Regions from separate parts of the Homo sapiens genome. Here region 2 is linked to region 1. The links are chromatin loops, found by intact Hi-C in ENCODE. Cell type or tissue: lower lobe of right lung. All regions are shown on one strand. Each heading gives the region's core, and the rest is flanking DNA. Links, peaks and the distances in the headings are about the cores only.

Region 1 (9,621 bases), core at 534-8,533:
AACTAGCTGCTAAGCAGGAGTTCTCAAGGTAGAAGTTGGAATTACCCAACCACCACCCTGATGGGATGCTCTCTGAATGCAGATGGAAACGATGACTTAACTGCAGCTTCGGATGCATCAGACACAAACGCTGGATAAAGCTGCTCATTCACATAAAGCACCACCTGCTGCCGCTACCTGGAATATCCACACTGGATAACTCGAAGCTTGGTGGAAACAGAGGTTGGAAAAAGCAGAAAATAAAACAAAGGGATGGAAGATGGGTGCTCTGAATTCCATTTCCTTAGAAACCAACAAGAGCTCCTTCAGTATGTCGTGGACACCTTCAGTTGAGCACAGCTCAGGCACCGCAAGGACACTCCGCTCATGTAAGTTGGCCTTAGTAGGTTTTTCTTCCATGAGTGAATTTCTATTCAGAGCAAGTAAAACACAGCCTGTGACACTGTTTGTCCCGAATGTCAACAGCGCTCTCTGTGATCAGCCCGTTGTACGAGGTGTTGGAATACATGAACAACGCAAACGGAATATCTCGTCTCTCATTTCTGTCTTTAATCATTGGCTGCCTCCACTCCAGTTACACCTGGGCCGTGCTCTGATCTGCAGGTTTAACTCCAGGGGAAACTTCACCTGTTTGATGACAGCCGTCAAGTGAACCAGATGTTACCTCTAGTAAGAAAGGATGGGCAGGTAGAGTGTGATGTCTGGGGTGCTCCTGACTCAGGGCGGCCTCCCTGGCTCCCCTCACCCAGTTGGACCTGGGTGCCCTTGTCCTACTCTTCTATAGCATCCTTGGCTTTTCCTTCATGGTGCCCATCACACATTCCAGCGAGACACGGATTTGTGGGATTATTTGCACCGGGTGAAGTTGGCCTGTTCCACTAGTTTCCTGACTCCAGGAGCTCAGAGCTTTTGTCATTCTTTCTTCACTCTGTGCATGTAACACACAAGAGACGTTTCCTGAATGAAGGGCCCCTGATGCTGTGGCACAAATAACAAAACATTGGGAAGTAGTACGTCTTGCCAGCCCTACTGCTGGCCCTGAATGACTGGAACCAGTGCTTCAATTTTAAACATTTGATTGACAAGTTATTTTCAGCAGTTTGCCCTCAAAAGATGACCTTGTGTCGTTTACTTCTAACCTGATCTGGGCTTAGCGTATCTACTCATTCCTTAGGTCAGCCACAGCCTCATAAGCAGCTACGTTCAATCAGTCGTCACAGCCCTGGGCACAGACTTTCTCAGCAAGAGTAATTTTCTCACTTATGCTAACAATTTGACTTCTTCAAACGCGTACTCTTTTTTTTTTTTTTTTTTTTTTTTTTTGAGACGGTGTCTCATTATGTTGCCCAGGCTGGACTTGAACTCCTGGGCTCAAGCAATCCTCTGCCTCAGCTCCAGACTAGCTGGGACATAGATGCATGTCACCGTGCCCAGCTCAAAAGCGTACTTTTACCTACACTGATGATATCAAGACATGATAGAACAAAAAGCATATTTCCTGAGTGATTTTTTAAAAATTTCAACCGCCTGTACACAGACTGTAACACCAGCAGTCGTGAGGAAGTGCTTGGGACTTGCCGGTTCTCAGACTTGCCTCTTGCCAGGGAGGAGACCCCATCTAATAACAAATGTCTTTCCCTAATGAAGTCCAGAACCAGATCTTTCATGGACCTAGATTTTACCTGCAGAGATGTGGAACAGCCACAGTTGGAAAACCATGAGTGCTTGATGTTAAATGAAGGCAACACTCCTCAATTCTGAGATTGTTTATATTGTTTTGGGAATGTAATCGTTGGAGAAAACATTTCTCAGCCTGGTCACAAACCGTCCCTCCCACAACAACAACAATGGAGTATAAGAAGTACAGTTTTACAGAGTATTTTGGGGGCTTTCTTCTCATGACAAGAGTCTTTCTTATGGTACAAATAGTTGTGTCCTTTCTCACAGCATAAAATATACACATAAAATAGTAAAACGGGAGAGACAGTACTGACAGTGGATGAAGCCAGGCTGACGTGACTGAGAGGCAAGTTTCAACATCAGGAAAAAGTGAGTAACCTTATATATCTGCTTTTTATTCCAAGGAAATCACACACTGGTGATTTTGGAGAAGGGAATCTGCAGGACAACGGCGGTGGGGAGGGGCACAGAGAAGCTTGCAGAGCGGTTGCTGTTTGATCATTGGAATAATGAGGAAGCAGAGAAGCTGACAAACTTGGGACCCAATGGCTTCATGCTCTGAAACGACCATTTTTGTCGTTGGAATGTTTTCAAATGTGCTAAGACTTGTGATGAGTCTAAGTGGAAAAAATAAGTTTTTCCTTTTCCTTTTCCCAGGGTAAAAAAAGATGATACTAACACACTAAGTTGGTCTGTAGATGCCTGTTATTCACTCACCAGCCCCTGTAGACCTTATAAGCCTTGTAGAATCTTTAGTCACCAAAGACTGAAGAACAAGAAGGTGCTCACCCACAAAGATCAGGGTGCATTTCACCAGAGGGTAAAGCCATTCTCAGACATGGTCTTTTCATTACAATGTGTTCTTTTCATTCTAGCTGGTTCTTTAGCTAGAATACCAGTGAATTCCATGTCTAGGTATAGATTAGGATCTTTGTATAAATTCCAGGCTCTGGGAATTGCTGCTTGGATGTTGGCACCTAGAAGTAGGAGAATGGAAGCCACATAGTGGAAATATCCCTGTTTCCTTTTGATTCTAATGACACCCACCTGGTCTAAGTTAATTTCCATTTTAATCTATGCTAATTATTTCCGCTTAATTATAAATTCCTATTGTGTCAAGGTTGGTAAAGCCGGGTTGAGACACAGTTTATTCAAGGCTGATAGTTCAATAAAAACATCTATCCAAGTACAAATGTAGTTTCAGAAGGTAAAAAATAGTTCTTGTTTGGATTTATAAAATTTAAGGGAAAAAAAGATGTAATGTCTTTCTCCAATTGTATTAGTCCATTTTTATGCTGCTGATAAAGACATACTCGAGACTGGGCAATTTACAAAAGAAAGAGGTTTAATTGGACTCACAGTTCCATGTGGCTAGGAAGCCTCACAATCGTGGCCGAAGGCAGGCAGGAGCAAGTCACATCTTATATGGATGGCAGCAGGCAAAGAGAGCTTGTGCAGGGAAATGCCCCCTTCTAATGACCATCAGATCTCATGAGACTTACTCGCTCTCATGAGAACAGCACGGGAGAGACCTGCCTCCATGATTCAATTACCTCCCACAACACGTGGCAATTCAAGATGAGATATGGGTGTGGACACAGCAAAACCATATCACCGATCAATGTGTTCTTGTTTACAGAAACAAAGACCACACTTACTCCTCAGGAGATACATGGGTGATCTTTCAAGAGACCATCAGAAAGAGGCTGCTTGGGTCCCGTCCGAGGAGAGACAGAAGACTGAGCCGTGGTGTACTCTATTATCTGACGCAACAGCCTTTTCTGCAGGATATTAAAGGACTTTATAAATATTAATTATCTCATTCATCCTCATCACTTTGTGAGAGCCGAAGACATTATAGATGGCCAGTCACCCATTTCACTAAGTATCTAAAGCCACCTTCCACACGTAATCATTAACATTTCAAAATACTTTCACCTCTTTATTATTCAGAGATGTTGAGTTTATGAAGGACTCGGTCCTTTTTGGTTCTTTCTGCCCCGCATTAATAAACACCTTTGAATTACTAAACATTCCTGCCTCTCTCCACCTCTTTCCTTTTTTCTACATTAATTTAGCAAAATTACAGAATGTAAGTATGTAAAAATAAGAGTAAAGCCACTCATAAGCTCACAATGACTAATAATTACCATGAATATTTGATGAGTGTCCATCCTGAACATTTTCCAAATACATAGGCTCACGCATTTTTACCTCCTTTAATGCTGTTTTATGTTCATTAATATCATTATTTTAAATATATTGTATGTAATTTTTTTTTTTTGAGATGAGTCTTGCCCTGTCGCCCAGGCTGGAGTGCAGTGGCCCATCTCCGCTCACTGCAAGCTCTGCCTCCCGGGTTCACGCCATTCTTCTGCCTCAGCCTCCCGCATAGCTGGGACTACAGGCACCTGCCACCATGCCCGGCTAATTTTTTGTATTTTTTTAGTAGAGATGGGGTTTCACCGTGTTAGCCAGGATGGTCTCGATCTCTTGACCTCGTGATCTGCCCGCCTTGGCCTCCCAAAGTGCTGGGATTACAGGTGTGAGCCACCACGCCTGGCCTATATGTAATTATTTTTATGTATCATTATTATTTCTTTTTTTTTTTTGGTGACTGAGTCTCACTCTGTCACTCAGGCAGGAGGGCAGTGGCACAATCTCGGTTCACTGCAACCTTTGCCGCCTGGTTCAAGCAATTTTCGTGCCTCAGCCTCCTGAGAAGCTGGAATTACAGGCACAACGCACCACCATGTGAAGCTAATTTTTGTATTTTTAGTAGCGACAGAGTTTTGCCACGTTGGCCAGGCTGGTCTCAAACTCCTGGGCTCAAGCGATCCACCTGCATTGGCGTCCCAAAGCGCTGGGATTACAGGCGTGAGCCACCTTGCCCAGTTGTCATTATCACTATTTTTAACAGCTGAAAATTATTTCACTGTATGGATGTGCCATCATGAAATTAACTAACCCCCTATACCCAAACTCTGAGGTCGTTTCAACACATTTGCCGTTGGAAACCTCTTACCTCTGTCTCCAGCCCAGACAGCAGCCTGGTCGGCTTCCTTCCAAATCATTTTCCATGGCCAATCACACAGAAACCAGGGACACATATAAAGGATTTTGTTATTTTGTTTCCTTTACAAAAATAGTATTATACCCTGCAACCTGTTTCTCTCATTTAAAAAATACATTATAAAAGCTCTTCCAGATAATTTTTAAACAGCTGTACAATATTTTATAGTATAAATACACCACGATTTGTGCAACCAATTTCCTCAGTGGGCATTCAGGTTATTTCCTGATGTTTGCCACACAAAGATTGCTGCTCCAGACACTCTAGAACATCATGTTTGCATATCCACGTGTGTGCTTTCATAGCATGAGGGCAAGGCAGTGGGATTGCTGAGTCCAGTGGTATATTTGTCCAATGGTATATTTGCTGAGTCCAGTGAATAGATTTGTCTGAGATGATTCTTAAAGGCATTCACACCAAAGTGGGGAAGAATTCAAGCTGCTCTGTCAGTTTCTTCCACACAGATATTCTAGCTAGAAATAACAAATACTTTGTGTGTAGACATGCAGACAAAGCAGCTGATGCTCGGAAAAGGAACAGGACTGATCAAGGTCACAGCTAAATATTTCAGAACCAGGACTAGGACTAGGTCTCCTGATTTTTTTTTTTTTTTTTTTTTTTTTGAGATGGAATTTTGCTCTTGTCACCCAGGCTGGAGGGCAGTGGCTCAATCTTGGCTCACTGCAACTTCTGCCTCCCAAGAAATCCTTCTGCCTCAGCCTCCTGAGTAGCTGGAATTACAAGCATGTACCATTATGCTCAGCTAATTTTTGTATTTTTAGTAGAGACAGGGTTTCACCACGTTGGCCAGGCTGGTCTCCAACTCCTGACCTCAGGTGATCCGCCCACCTTAGCTTCCCAAAGTGCTGGGATTATAAGTGTGAGCCACTATGCCCGGCCCAAATCCTGATTCTTTGACAGAACCTTTTGCACAACAATAACCTTTTGCTGGGCAATGAAGAGTTGGGGAAATGAGAAAGAAAAGGTGTGTATCAGTTATCTATTGCTGTGTAACAAGCCAGCCCAAAACATCATAGCTTAAAATGATAGGCATTTATTGAGTTCGTGATTCTATGGGTCAGCAACTTAGGCTGGGCTCTGCTAGGAGGATCTTTTGGTTGGAGTTGGGTTCCCTCATGGGGATGTGTCAGCTGTGGGTCAGCTGGGGGTCTTGGTTTTTCTCTGTGCTCTCTGTTTTTTTTTCTTTTCTTTTCTTTTCTTTTTTGAGATGGAGTCTCACTGTGTCGCCCAGACTGGAGTGCGGTGGCGCAATCTCGGCTCACTGCAAGCTCTGCCTCCCGGGTTCACGCCATTCTTCTGCCTCAGCCTCCCAAGTAGCTGGGACTACAGGTGCCCGCCACCATGCCTGGCTAATTTTTTTCTATTTTTAGTAGAGGTGGGGTTTCACCGTGTTAGCCAGGATGGTCTCGATCTCCTGACCTTGTGATCCGCCCGCCTCGGCCTCCCAAAGTGCTGGGATTACAGGAGTGAGCCACCGCGCCTGGTCTCTCTGTGCTCTCTTATCCTGAAGTATGCCGAAAAGGAGTGCAAGTGTGTAAGACCTCTGGAGACCTAAGCCCAGGGCTAATATGTTATCACTTCTGCCATATTCTATGGCTAAAGAGAGTCACAGGAGAGCCTAGATTCAACGGGTGATAAAATAGGCTCCACTTCTTAATGAGAGGAACAGCAAAGGCACATTGCAGAGGGCATGGATCAGGAAAAGGTGGAGAATGGAAACCATGTTTGCAATTTATATGCCATGTTTTCAGGGGCATGAATTTTTTTTTTTGAGATGGAGTCTTGCTCTGTCCCCCAGGCTGGAGTGCAGTGGTGCGATCTTGGCTCACTGCAAGCTTGGCCTCCCAGGTTCACACCATCTCCTGCCTCAGCCTCCTGAGTTGCTGGGATTACAGGCGCCTGCCACCGTGCCCGGCTAATTTTTTGTATTTTTAGTGGAGACAGAGTTTCACCGTGTTAGCCAGGATGGTCTCGATCTCCTGACCTCGTGATCCGCCCGCCTTGGCCTCCCAAAGTGCTGGGATTACAGGCGTGAGCCACTGCGCCCGGCCCAGGTGCATTAATTTCTTCCCCTAATTTCCAAACAATTGCTTTGGTATCATGTTGATGTGGCTGTTTGGAAAATCATGGCTCTGTAAGAGCATAAAGTAATATCAGTGGTAAAATCCCAAAAAGTCTTCCCAAGGTACCTGAGGCACATTTGGGGCACTGGAATATTAGGTCAAGCCTCTTTGTTTTTAAAAATAGATTTTCAAATAAGAAAAATTATTCTATGGCCATTTTATTCTCATTTTTAATACATTTTGTATTAGTCGCTGGTGTGTGCCCTCTTTACTGCTCTGTTTGAGAACACTGCAGCTATACAGAACTGGGGTTTTGTGTGTGTGTGTGTGTGTGTGTTTCTTAGGATGTTTCTGTAATTTTCTATCTCACAAAATAAAAACCTAAGAGTACTCTGCAGGTCATAAAAATAGCAGGCAATAAACAAAGTTAGACATAGTACACTTCCTTTTAATATTCCAACAAAAGAGTGTCCTTGGAGACGAGAGCAGGTGGGGGTGCAGGTGAGGAGCCCCGGACGTCCATGGGGCACAGAGAGCCCCTCTGAGGGACTCCTGTGCACTGGGCAGACAGCAATCTCTATGTCCAGAAACTTCTGGGCTTCAACCAAATATACAATGAATTTGGGGTGTGGGTTCAGGACAGGAAGAAAGCACACACACGTTAGCGTTTTGTTCTTTCCTGAATCGGCAGCTTAGTATGGAAAATGACCCTCTGGGACACTCCCATTTGTCTAACCCAAGTGGGGCGTGGAAGGAAAGGAAACTCCGTGAGACTCCGCTGAGTCTCGGGCAGGGCACGTTGTAGACGTCTGGGGCACACTGGCCCCGCTCTGCATCCACAGCTGGATTCTCCACCCCTGAGCAAGACAAGGAGCCCCAGACAAAACGCTCAGGATTCCAGAGGATGGGGTTGAGGATCCTCAGCCTTTCAGAGTGAAAATCCACGAGGCGGAGGAGGTTTAAAACAACAGAAACAGGCATGTGGGGAAAACCATAGGTTCAATTAGAAGCACTGTACAGACGTTCTGTACAAGAACTTCCTGCGCAGAGGAAACAGGATACCAGGAAAAGTGGAAACCCTATTGTTTACTTGGAGGTAGGAAAAGAAATAGGTGGGTGATTTGTTTCCATAGTGACTATTGTTAAAATGAGACAAACTGACACCGATACTGATTTATTCTCCTTTTCAAGCCTTTTTAAAAGATCGCTTTAATCTGAGTTGGTCCTTGAATATAAATAAGAAGACAAAGTTATCGTTCACAATTATTATTTTTGGCCACTTAGAAATGAGATTTTTTAAAAAATGAAAACATTTAAATAGAATGTGTTTTACATATAGGAATTGTGTTCTGGGTATTTGCAATTTAATCCTAAATCTTAAAATAATATTTTTTCCTGCTTTACCCCAAACTACAAGATGTGTATTTGCTGTTGGTGACCTCTGAACCCACATCACAGGAGTTTGATTTATAAAGGTGGACACTTAATCTGTCCTCCTGGACAGCCAGGCTCCCCACTCCTCCCAAGCTCCAGATGCTGTTTGTTACAAAATGGCGAGCATAAAAGGCCTTAATGGGTATCATCTCACAAAATCTCCACTCCCTCTCAGGAGCAGGGGACCTCCTTGCAGGGCAATAAGCAGGAAATTAAACACGTACACACGCATATGTACACACACATACACACGTACACACATACACACACAAACGTACACACACACATACATACACACATACACACACACAATTGGTGCAGTGACTCTCTGGCTCAGCTCTTGAAAGGAAGAAAAACCCAAAGAATGTTCTAGAAATTCCTAGGCCCCTGCTGGCTTAAAGTGTAGTTCTCACATGAGCCAAAAGTGAAGCCTGCCAGGGTATCGAGCCCCTGTGGCCCATCTCTACCTTCATCCCCTCAATCTTCTCATGCATTCATTCGGTTATTAATTCACCAAGCTTCGTGACGGCCCCCTAAGCTAGTGATTGTTCTAGGTACTGGGGCTGCCACGGTAAGACATGACTGATCTCTCTCACACCAATTAATAGTCAGCATTAAGGAGGTGTGGTTAAGCATGCAGGCTGCGGAGCGAGACTCAGAACCAAACCCTGGCTCTGACCCTTTCTAGCTGGATTTCATTGCCTGCACGCGCTCCCTCTCTCTCTTTCTGTGTCTGTCTGTCTGTCTCTCTCTCTTTCTCCATCTCTCTCTCTCTTTTTTATACCTGAAAATGCAAAGAATCGTGTCACCCCTATGCATTGCTACAAGGATCCATGGGATGCCGCAAGCAGGGCGTGCAGCCGCCTGTTCCCGGGTGCCGCACACGTGCTTGCTACAGCTATGAGGATTCTCCTGACTAAGGCGTGCGTCTAACCCTCGAGGAACTCGCTATCTAGATCTAATGGTACAGGAAAACGACTAGAACATTTGAAGGTGCTATCAATGCTATTCTTTTTTGGTTGAGTGGGATCCCCACAATTTAAAATTAAGTAAAAGCTGGCTAGGCATGGTGGCTCATTCCTGTAATCCCAGCACTTTGGGAGGCCGAGGCAGGCAGATTGCTTGAGCTCAGGAGTTCGAGACCAGCCTGGGCAACATGGCGAGACCCTGTCTCTACAAAAAATACAAAGAGTAGCCTGATATGGTGGCATGCAACGGCTACTTAGGAGGCTGAGGTGGGAGGATTGCTTCAGCCCAGGAGGTAGAGGTTGCAGTGCAGTGAGCTGAGATCGCACCACTGCACTCCAGCCTGGGTGGCAAAACCAAACCCTGTCTCAAAAAAAAAAAAGA
Region 2 (9,621 bases), core at 714-8,713, 280 kb before region 1:
ACCGCGGCCCACAGTGAGCCCTGCTCAGAGGCCCACTTCTCCTTAGACATGAGACACTGCACCTGCCAAGGTAATGCTGAAACCAAGGCCTCTGTGAGGAAGCGGGAAGCGGAGGCAGAAACGAAGTGCTATTATTTGGAAACAGGACGTACTGCTGAAAATGCCATACGGTTTATTCCCATTTTTTAAAAAAGATTTTCTGTGGCTTTAAAGTTGACCACACTCTCTCTCTCCTTAGTGACTAATTCAATCCTGCAAACCTTGCCAAAACAATAAAAATGTAGTGGAAGAACTTTAAGTAGAATTTAGCAGTTAAATTCTACTACTACATGACTTTAAAATTATATATAAATTACACATATCTAAAATCCTTCTCTGGCGGACGCCAGGCTCCTAGGCAGCAGGGAGAGGGTATCGTTCATCTTGCCTAGCAGCACCACACCCAACAGACGTCTGTTCAATCAATCAATCGATAGAAAGATGCTAGGACTAAGGAAGAGAAAAGGATCCAGGTTTCCCATGCAATCCCATTATCAATCAACCAACTACATTCACTTTATATGACTATATTAATAAGATAAAGTACATTTTTTGTTTCAAAAAAAAAATTATGTCATGACTGGTTCAATTTCATCCCCTCGAATACCTCAGCACACCTTAACGCCCACCCCCAAATATCTGGGCTGCCACGGTTTCCTCCCACCGGAACTGATTTTATGCTAAGATATATGTTTTCTTCATCTAACCCACTTTGGGCAGGGGTTCAATGTGACTGTATAAAACTAAAATTGAAACAGGTCTTTAAATGATGACGTAAAAGCCAATAATATTGGTGAACAAGAAAAATCTTCACGAAACCTCATGAACAAAAATGTCCCAAGTCTTCACACAGTTCTTATGTATTCAAGACTAGTGAACATCTGCTTATTTAAAAGGTTTCGTTAAATGTTTTTTCAAACTGATACAATATTTAAGCAGTTTGTCTGATTACTAAACAGTTCAAGAAATTTCATGTCACTTTTTTTAAACAAACATTGGAACAAAAAGTTTTATTCTTGAGAAATTCTTAGGCCATCAAAACATTATCTTTTACCCTTACTCAAAAACTTCACTTTAAAACTGTATTTCTTACAGAATTTTAAAGACTAACATGTACATATATAGATTCCTATGTATTTACATTAAATTAGTGAAATCCTTCATTGTTGTTTGGCTTTCAGCATTACCAATTGTTTACAATCCAGTTGTTTAAAAAAGCCTACTTATTCTGAAACAAGCCATTTTCCTACTTTCTTGAACAGCATACTAGCATATCCTGAAGTACGATTTCACTGAAAAATAATCTTATTTAAAGTTGGGATACCAGTTCCACGTGTTATTTTCCTCAGCTGGGTTTCAGTTTATTTTAAGGGTTTTCATCCCTAAAATGTAATATAATGTCTTACAATTTAGCTGATCACAGAACAAATGCCCTCTGTCACTATGTATACCAGCTGGCAATACAGGCAATGCTGAATGTACACAGTTTTCGTGTCTCTGGTGATTTTCAAGAGTTACACAGTAAACCACAAACTGCTATTTGAATCTACATACTACTGTCGATCAAAATTCTCTTTTCAGGTTTTCTTTAACTTTCTTCACCCGAAGAAGGTTACCTACTTCATTAGCACTGTAGTTGTTTAAAGGCTCAATTAAGAATAATTATGTGAAAGATAAACCAATAAATTCTAAAATTTGGTCTTAAATTTCTTAAAATGACATAAGTCATGAGAAGAATGGGCCAATCATGTTCGCACCAACTATGTGATATTAAACACATAGAGAATCTGGCTTTTAATCTATTTTTCAAATCAAGTGATACGTGTGTGCACACACAGACACCACACATTCTTAAATGTCTCACCACAATGGATCAGCTCTGGGTTCTAATACAAAAAAATAGTAGTTTACACTGGATGCGGTGGCTCACGCCTGTAATCTCAGCACTTTGGGAGGCCGAGGTGGGCAGATCACCTGAGGTCAGGAGTTCAAGAGCAGCCTGGCCAACCTGGTGAAACCCCATTTCTACTAAAAATACAAAAATTAGCCAAGTGTAGTGGTACATGCCTGCAGTCCCAGCCACTGGAGAGGCTGAGGCAGCAGAATTGTACGAACCCAAGAAGTGAAGGTTGCAGTGAGCCAGGATCGCCCCATTGCACTCCAGCAGCGTGGGCAACAGAGCAAGACTCCGTCTCAAAAAAAGAAAAAGAAAAGAGGAAAAAAGAAAAGAAAAAGAAAATAGTAGTTTAGAGCTAGCTGAGAAGAGCTCTTAACAGAACAGAACTGATAAGGCGTGAGTGTTCCCAGAGCACTTATTCTCTGGCCAGCTCATGTGTGTGACAATGGCCTGGCACTGACGGTTGTCACGGCAAGCCCGGCTGTGGCTTTGACACCCATCTAACTTTACTAGATGTGAATTTTCCAACCACTAAGTGCACGCCTCTGAGCCATCGCCTTAGACTGTAAGTAAGTGGATGTATATTCCATGATCAAGGGGGTGCAAAGAGGGCACAGCCAGCTCTCAGCGGTGGCCATGCAGAACCTGCCTCTCCGTTGGATTCTGCGGAGGTGGGTTCTGAAGTGCAACGGCTGCAGTGGAGGAGTCGGGGTTCTCGGGGAAACAGCCGTGGAAAGAGCCTGTTTTGCTGTTTGAACCAAGTTACCTCCTGCCCAGGAAAGAATGCTTCTAAATACAAGCTTACTGCAAATTGCATCTCTCTCACTTCAACTGCATAGAGAAACCGGCTCAAAATGCAGCATGTCCTCAACAGAGTTCAGGGTTTCTGATTCAGGATAAGTCTGCACCACTCAGGTTCCGTGAGGCATAAATGAGGCCCTGGGTCCCTTAACAATGTGTATCTTCGAAAGTTAGCATCTCTCTTACTGTAAAAGCTACAGGTTTAAATACTTGCTTCAGTTCCAACTACCAATTACCTCAGTTTGCAAATGAGTCAATATACTGTTAGCAACTGTTTTCAATAGCTGGAAATGAAGTTCATTAATTTATACTAACAGAGTAAGCTGTTTCTAACAATACATCCTCCTGTACTAAGTGTGCAACTGTTTTGGAATAAAAGGTCAACTTGTAGCACACAGAATCACTAAATCTTACTGAAAGTGAAGGAAAAACTCTCAGGAAACACAAATGTTCACTTAGTAATGAAAACCACTTTGCAGTAAGACATTTTAAGAAAATCATGTTTGGAAACCACACTTTGGTCCTCCTTGGAAGAGGCGGCCGGTTCCCCAGGCAGGACTGCCCCTTTTCGTATCGCACACCAGGAATGAAGCGCCCTGGCCTTCACCACCTTTAGACAAAGCTAGTGATGCTCCCCAAGTCTGTGAGAATGCTGTGATGTTCTTGGGCAGAGCCTACGCTGAAATGTCGCCCATGCTTTACACCATGTCAAAGGTCATGAGATTTTTCCATTAATAACCAAGGAGGTATAAGTTATCCAAACTTACTGTTTGGGGGTTTGGGGATTTTAGTCAAATATTTAATCCTGTTTCAAATAAAACTTTAATCCAAGCACAAATATTAGTTCAGGAAATTGTGATTTGGATTTTCTGCAGGCCTTCAAGAGCCAGAAACCAATAGTTCCTAGTTTAGAATTCATCAGAAACATCTCTGAATAGTCAATGTGAGGACCATCGCCTACACACCTAAGCCTTTACAATAGTTGAAGCTAAGGTTTAAAAGTCTCATATAAAATAAAACCTTGAGAAACTTCAGTAATGGCGAAAAGCAAATTGAAAATACCCATTTAAAACACATTCTCCCCCTTCTTAAATTCTGCCTCCTTCCTCATTGATTTTAGATAAAAGAACATATCCTTCTTTCATTTCTCCATTGTCCCTCCTCAAATTAAAGGGGGGAGGGACTTTAATCTCAAATTACCGCTGTTGTTAATAAGCAAACAAAAAAGAAAAAAAAACGAATGCAGAAATATTTAGCTGTTCTCATGCCTGGGAAACATAACCCAAAGACCTCCATAAATAACTTGGAGAATACAGGGTCAGGGCGATCTGGGATATTGAGAAATAAACAGATTTTCACAATGCTTCTCAGCTTGCAACCATTTGATGGTTGCTGTGAAGTTCTGAAATGAAACTTGGCAAATGGTCTCAGTGAGATGCCTTTGAACTCCGAATGCCTCGATGCCGCAGCGGCTACTGAACGGCTCATCTGGTCCCTTATTCTCAACTTCAAAGAACAGGCTCTCCCTGTCCCAGGCAAGGGCAGAAAGCTGGGTGCACGATTTTAGCTTTAAATGTTTTACTCTACACTCCTCCCGGCTCTTTCAACATTTTATTAACCCATGAAAGCGTGGAAACCAAAGCTGTAAGAACACCGCCAGGAATCTTGAGAAACTTTTAAAATCTCAAAAGTCTTCTGCCTTCAATAACGGGGAAACATCAATGACTTTTGGTTTTTAACCAAAGATATTTACAAGTAATTTACCAATTTTTCTAGCACATGCTTTGTAAACATATTTAAATAGGTATATAATCCAAGCACGGATTTTTACCTTAATGTATCATATTAAGTAATCTTCCATAAAAACCTATTTCAGAATTTACATCTGATACTGCTTTGTTACTGAAAGCCAAGAAGTAATAAAACTTCAAAGGATTTTTCTCCCTTTTTGATGTAATTAACTATATTAACTTGGTAGCTTTCAATTAGAGAAAATACCACACTCAACATTTTCTTACTATTCCTACAAATATATGTATCATTTCCTTTATGGAATTACGACTACCATTGAGTTTCTGCATAAGTTTCAGAAAGCCCTAAGTTAAGAAATATTTAAATCATCTAAACCTCTGAAAAATGATATTTAAATATACAAAATGCAAAAGAGTGTCACTTATTAAATGTGAGATTCCACAATTTTGCTAGTTATCTTACAAAGGATTCTCGGCCAGAGGGTCAAGTATAGCAGTGACGTTTTAAAATTGAATTATAAGTAGCTTTTTCGGTAAAAATAAACGTCAGTTGAATATGAGGATTCTACGTTTCTCCTTCTCACTGCCTGTGGCAGCCCCACAACTGTGTTTCCCCACCACATCCATTCACTGTCAACACACACTGTAACAGACTGTAACATACTGTAACACATGCTACAACATACACAGTAACATACACAGTAACACACTGTAACACACGCTGCAACACATGCTATAACACACTGTAACACACGCTATAACACACTGTAACACACGCTATCACACTATAACACACTAACATACACCGTAACACACTAACATACACTGTAACGCACTATAACACACACGCTGTAACATGCTGTAACACACTAACACACTATAACACGCTGTGACATATGCTGTAACACACTGTAACACTAACACACACTGTAACACTATAACAAACTATAACATACACGGTAACATGCTGTCACACACTAACACTAACACATGCTGTAACATGCTGTAACACGCTACAACATGCTGTAACACACTAACATACGCTGTAACACGCACTGTAACACACTATAACACGCACTGTAACACACACTATGACACGCACTGTAACATACGCTGCATCCTAACTCCCCGGGTCACTGATGCAAACATACAGGCTTAAAATATGAAAAAAAAACCATTAAGAAATAGAAGATTGTGCTTCTGGGTTACCTCTAAATGTGAAAAAAAGAAAGTGGAAACAATCCTTTAACAATAACTTTATTTTAAATGTAATTATAATCTCAATTTCCTTTTTCAAACGCTATAATGCAATGCAAAGCCGGGGAAAATGAATTTAGTTTTAAAGCCAAAATTGAACAAATGATGTTAAATCCCATTTGCTAGTAAGTAGAAATTAAAAAGCCTTGTGACCTAGGATAAGCAAAGGAATGGAAGCCTGAAGGGCAGAGGGTCTGCAGGGCAGATGGGTGCCCACTTCCTCCAGCCCAAACACCTCATTCCGCAGACGAAAAATGTGAGACACAGAGCAAGCTGGTGCCCAGCTGGGGCTGGACCCTGACAGGATAGGGGTCCACTTCCATTTCACACCATCTCACCAATAAAACACATCCGTTAGGCACAGACACTGTGGGTCGCAGCCACTCCTACTCTGGAAACCTGAGCCTCTAAATGCCAGAAATGGGTTACATCCCCACTTTCTGAGACCCTGGGGGAATTCAGGATTGTCCAGGATTATACACGAGGCTGTATACACGTGGACAACAAAAGCTCAAATGTATTAAGTTGAAACAATGGGATAGAGACAAGTATCTTCCAGATGTGTTAGGTGTATGTGTGTACACTCAAGAGAAAAACATACTAAAGGGACACGTGTATCAAATGTGTATACACAAAGGATATTCGTAGGAAGGTGCAGCCAGACCAAAATATCGTTACCTATGAGCAGTGATACCTTCTTTTTCTTTTCCCTTATCTGCATTTTCTACAACGATTAAATTGCACGTAATATAACAATACATAAATAAAATACTTCAATTTCACAACAGTTGGATATGATCCGGCTGCGTCCCCACCCAAATCTCATCTTGAACTGTAGCTCCATAATTCCATCATGTACTGAGAGGGACCTGATGGGAGGTAACTGAATCATTCCTGTGCTGTTCTCGTGACAGCGAATAAGTCTCACAAGACCTGACGGTTTGATAAAGGGCAGTTCCCCTGCACAAGCCCTCTTGCCTGCTGCCATTAAGACATGCCTTTGCTTCTCCTTCACCTTCTACCATGATTGTGAGGCCTCCCCAGACACATGGAACTGTGATCCATTAAACCTCTTTCCTTTATAACTTACCCAATCTCAGGTATGTCTTTATTAGCAGCATGAGAAGAGACTAATACAAGTTCATGAGAACATATACAATAAAAATACTACTTGTCTCATAAACACTGCTCCTTTTATATTCATTCCCAGCCTGGAAGCCAGGAGTCCCCACTGTGTGTGAGGCCCACGCATGTGGAGCGAGAGGCAGCCCTGGTATTTCTACTGACCTCACACAGGTGATCATGAGGGAGCGACTCCAGGTACCTGGGGATCCCATGGCTCCCACAACAGCCCCAGGTGCTGAGGTGCTTTTGTTTAGTAGGCATTTAATACCTGCATTTCTGTAGGTTTTCACTGTTGGTAGTCAATTATCACTGCTCTTACATCTGCAGTAAGCTTAAGATCTAAGTCAGCTGCTGGAGATGGTGTAAATAAGCTTAAGATCTAAGTAAGCAGCTGGAGATGGTGTAAAAGGTGTAGCACTGCAGATGCTCATTGTCCAAATCTATGATGTCTACTTGACCATCCAAACTCCTCCAGTGTCCTTCTCACCCTCTGGCCCAAAATCTGCTCTCTACCCCCGGCCCTCATTGCTGTCTCTATTTTTTGCTTATTTCTGTAAAGGTCATCTTACCATACACTGAATTCCAGGGAGGTCATTTGTCAAACTGCTAAAATCAGTAAAGTACTAGACTATAAGGAGTAAAGTCAACCACGCTGCTCATTTTAGGTATATATACACTATTCTCAGGACTATTTGTATGTGGAAATTGGGGAGTGGGGCATGTTATTTCGTGGAAAACAGTGGATACTTAAAAAAATATTCTAAGTAGGACAGATGATCAAAAAAACTTGCAGGTAAAAGCAATTCCTGTGGCTGTAAAAGTTTATGCTTCCCAAGCCTCTATTTCACCTTGCCATGCTGGGCTGGGGAGGGGTTACACCTCCTGAATGTGTCATATTCTATATATATAAAAAAAAACAAACAGTATTTATAAACTTGCTGTTCAAAAGTAAAAATGTACTTTCATCAGGAAAGTTTATGCTTAGTAGTGAAATTCCCAGATTAGTCCATGAATGGGTACTTCATCCACAATATCAATAAGTGTAACTGAATTTCCTTAGTGATGTCTTTTGAAAACACCAACAGACCAAAAAATGGATTTGCTTTATAAATCATGAATTTTGGTGGTGCCCAAAAGGAGAGAAATGGAAGAGAACAAACAAGGAGATGTCCCATGATGACTGTGATTCTGAGTTGAGCACCTGGGCGTGGACAATTTCTAACAGCTCCTGCCCTAGAATGCAGTGTGCGCCTCCTGCTCAAAGATCAACATGCATCCCAAACACCACTCTTATGCACAATATGTATGTTCAGGGTCAACTACTGACACGTTTACAAAGCAAGATGAATTACACTTAGGAAGTCATTCTGCGTTTAGGCTGGTGCATATTGGAAAAGGGCTCTAGAGACAGGGTGTGAAGTCAAGTTCAGAAGTCATAAACCTCCCAAGAGGAGCAGGGCAGCTGAGGCTCCGAGGCTGCTGTCCTGGCTGCCAGAGGTATGGCGGGCTAGGCCTTAGGTGATGGAGACGCTGTGCTGGCAGTTGCTCCAGGGCTTCGAGCTTTAAGGAACAAGTCCCACGTCCTAACTGGTATCCTGGTCCAGTCCGTGAGGCCAGACTTTGTCTCAGAGCTGGAAAGCAGAGCCCGGGCTGAGCCCCCGTGAGTTCTGTGTTTGCAAAGCTGCCACCGGGTCCCTCCCCCTGCTCTCCACAGAACCTGCTAGACAACTCAAGGGTTTGCTTGAAGGGGAAATGGGGCATAAGAATTCCACACTAAGTTCCTGGAGTCTTTTCAAAACATCCAAGCCACAGGGAGCAGGTCCTATGGGTGAACAACATCCCAAAATAAACCTCATGTTTCACTATTACAGAGGGCACTACTTTACACTAAGTATCACCTATGTTTTGCCAACACCTCACATTTCTTTGATTTTACCTACAGTAAGAAAGTGTACAAAGTGCCACAACATAAGTATTTTCAAAGCAAAGACAAGTTTCTGAAAAAGTTTCCACAGATCTGAATCACACAGCGGGCCGGGTCTGGTGCCCAAGTCATCAGGAATTTCTCTGCCTCACACATGGATCAAACTGTATGACTCTGGCCATTTTAAGGCAAGTGTTTTGTTTTGTTTTGTTTTTTGTTTTTAATCTTAGAAATTAAATAATGCACCAGACTACCAGTGAGTATTATCGTTATTTTAAATATCTCCATGGCTACATGAGCAAGTGAAGGTAAATCCCAGAAAAATTCAGCCAGGGTATCTATGCTAGTATCACCCAATTGGAATTTGGTAGAGTTGCCTAGAATTCAGGAAGACACTACCATCAGCTAGAGATGTGGAGGACAAGCACTAAATAAGACACAGTAAACTGTTCCTGGAAAGGGCCCTGACCCAGCAAACCAGGAGACAGCTCCTGCCACAGCCACGCAGAAGAGCCTGCGGAGAGCGGGCCGGTCCCTCGGCACTCCCTGCACTGCGGCAGTAAGAAGCAGACCACGGTCTCCAGGGGCCTGACGGATGATGACCATGTACTCATACACTCAGGCTATGGAGCAGAGCTGCACCTGCAAACACGTGACTGCCCTAACTTTCCGGAAGCTAAATGTAGGATTCAGAAATATAGGTCAAAAGACAGTTAAAACAACAAGCACAACCTCAGAATTAAATCGACTAATTATGAGGCAGTTCTAAGGCTATAAGAGAAGTAGGACTCTGTATTTATGGAGAGATAGAGAATTAAAAGATACCC

Evidence for each region. A loop is a pair of places that touch in the nucleus more often than their neighbours do. Peaks named below come from ENCODE experiments on the same cell type or tissue, not always from the same donor. Only the 100,000 strongest peaks of a DNase experiment are listed, where the experiment ranks them.
Region 2: it touches region 1 in a loop (3-fold over the local background); 36 of 110 quality-filtered maps call a loop at or near these places.

What each region holds. Positions count from the first base shown.
Region 1 is chr18:76,689,925-76,699,545 of GRCh38, forward strand. LINC01879 (long intergenic non-protein coding RNA 1879) reads left to right here and starts at 105. Exons shown (of 2, transcript NR_122073.1): 1 at 105-2,049; 2 at 3,320-3,712. In lower lobe of right lung, for the core only: no CTCF peak of the experiment used is centred there; no DNase peak of the experiment used is centred there; H3K4me3 peaks cover 789 bases; H3K27me3 peaks cover 1,191 bases.
Region 2 is chr18:76,412,967-76,422,587 of GRCh38, forward strand. The region is part of intron 3 of ZNF516 (zinc finger protein 516); the gene reads right to left. Among named protein-coding and RNA genes, the nearest start is that of ZNF516-AS1, 74 kb to the right of the region's middle. In lower lobe of right lung, for the core only: no CTCF peak of the experiment used is centred there; DNase peaks (open chromatin) are centred at 4,243 and 8,545; H3K27ac peaks cover 70 bases.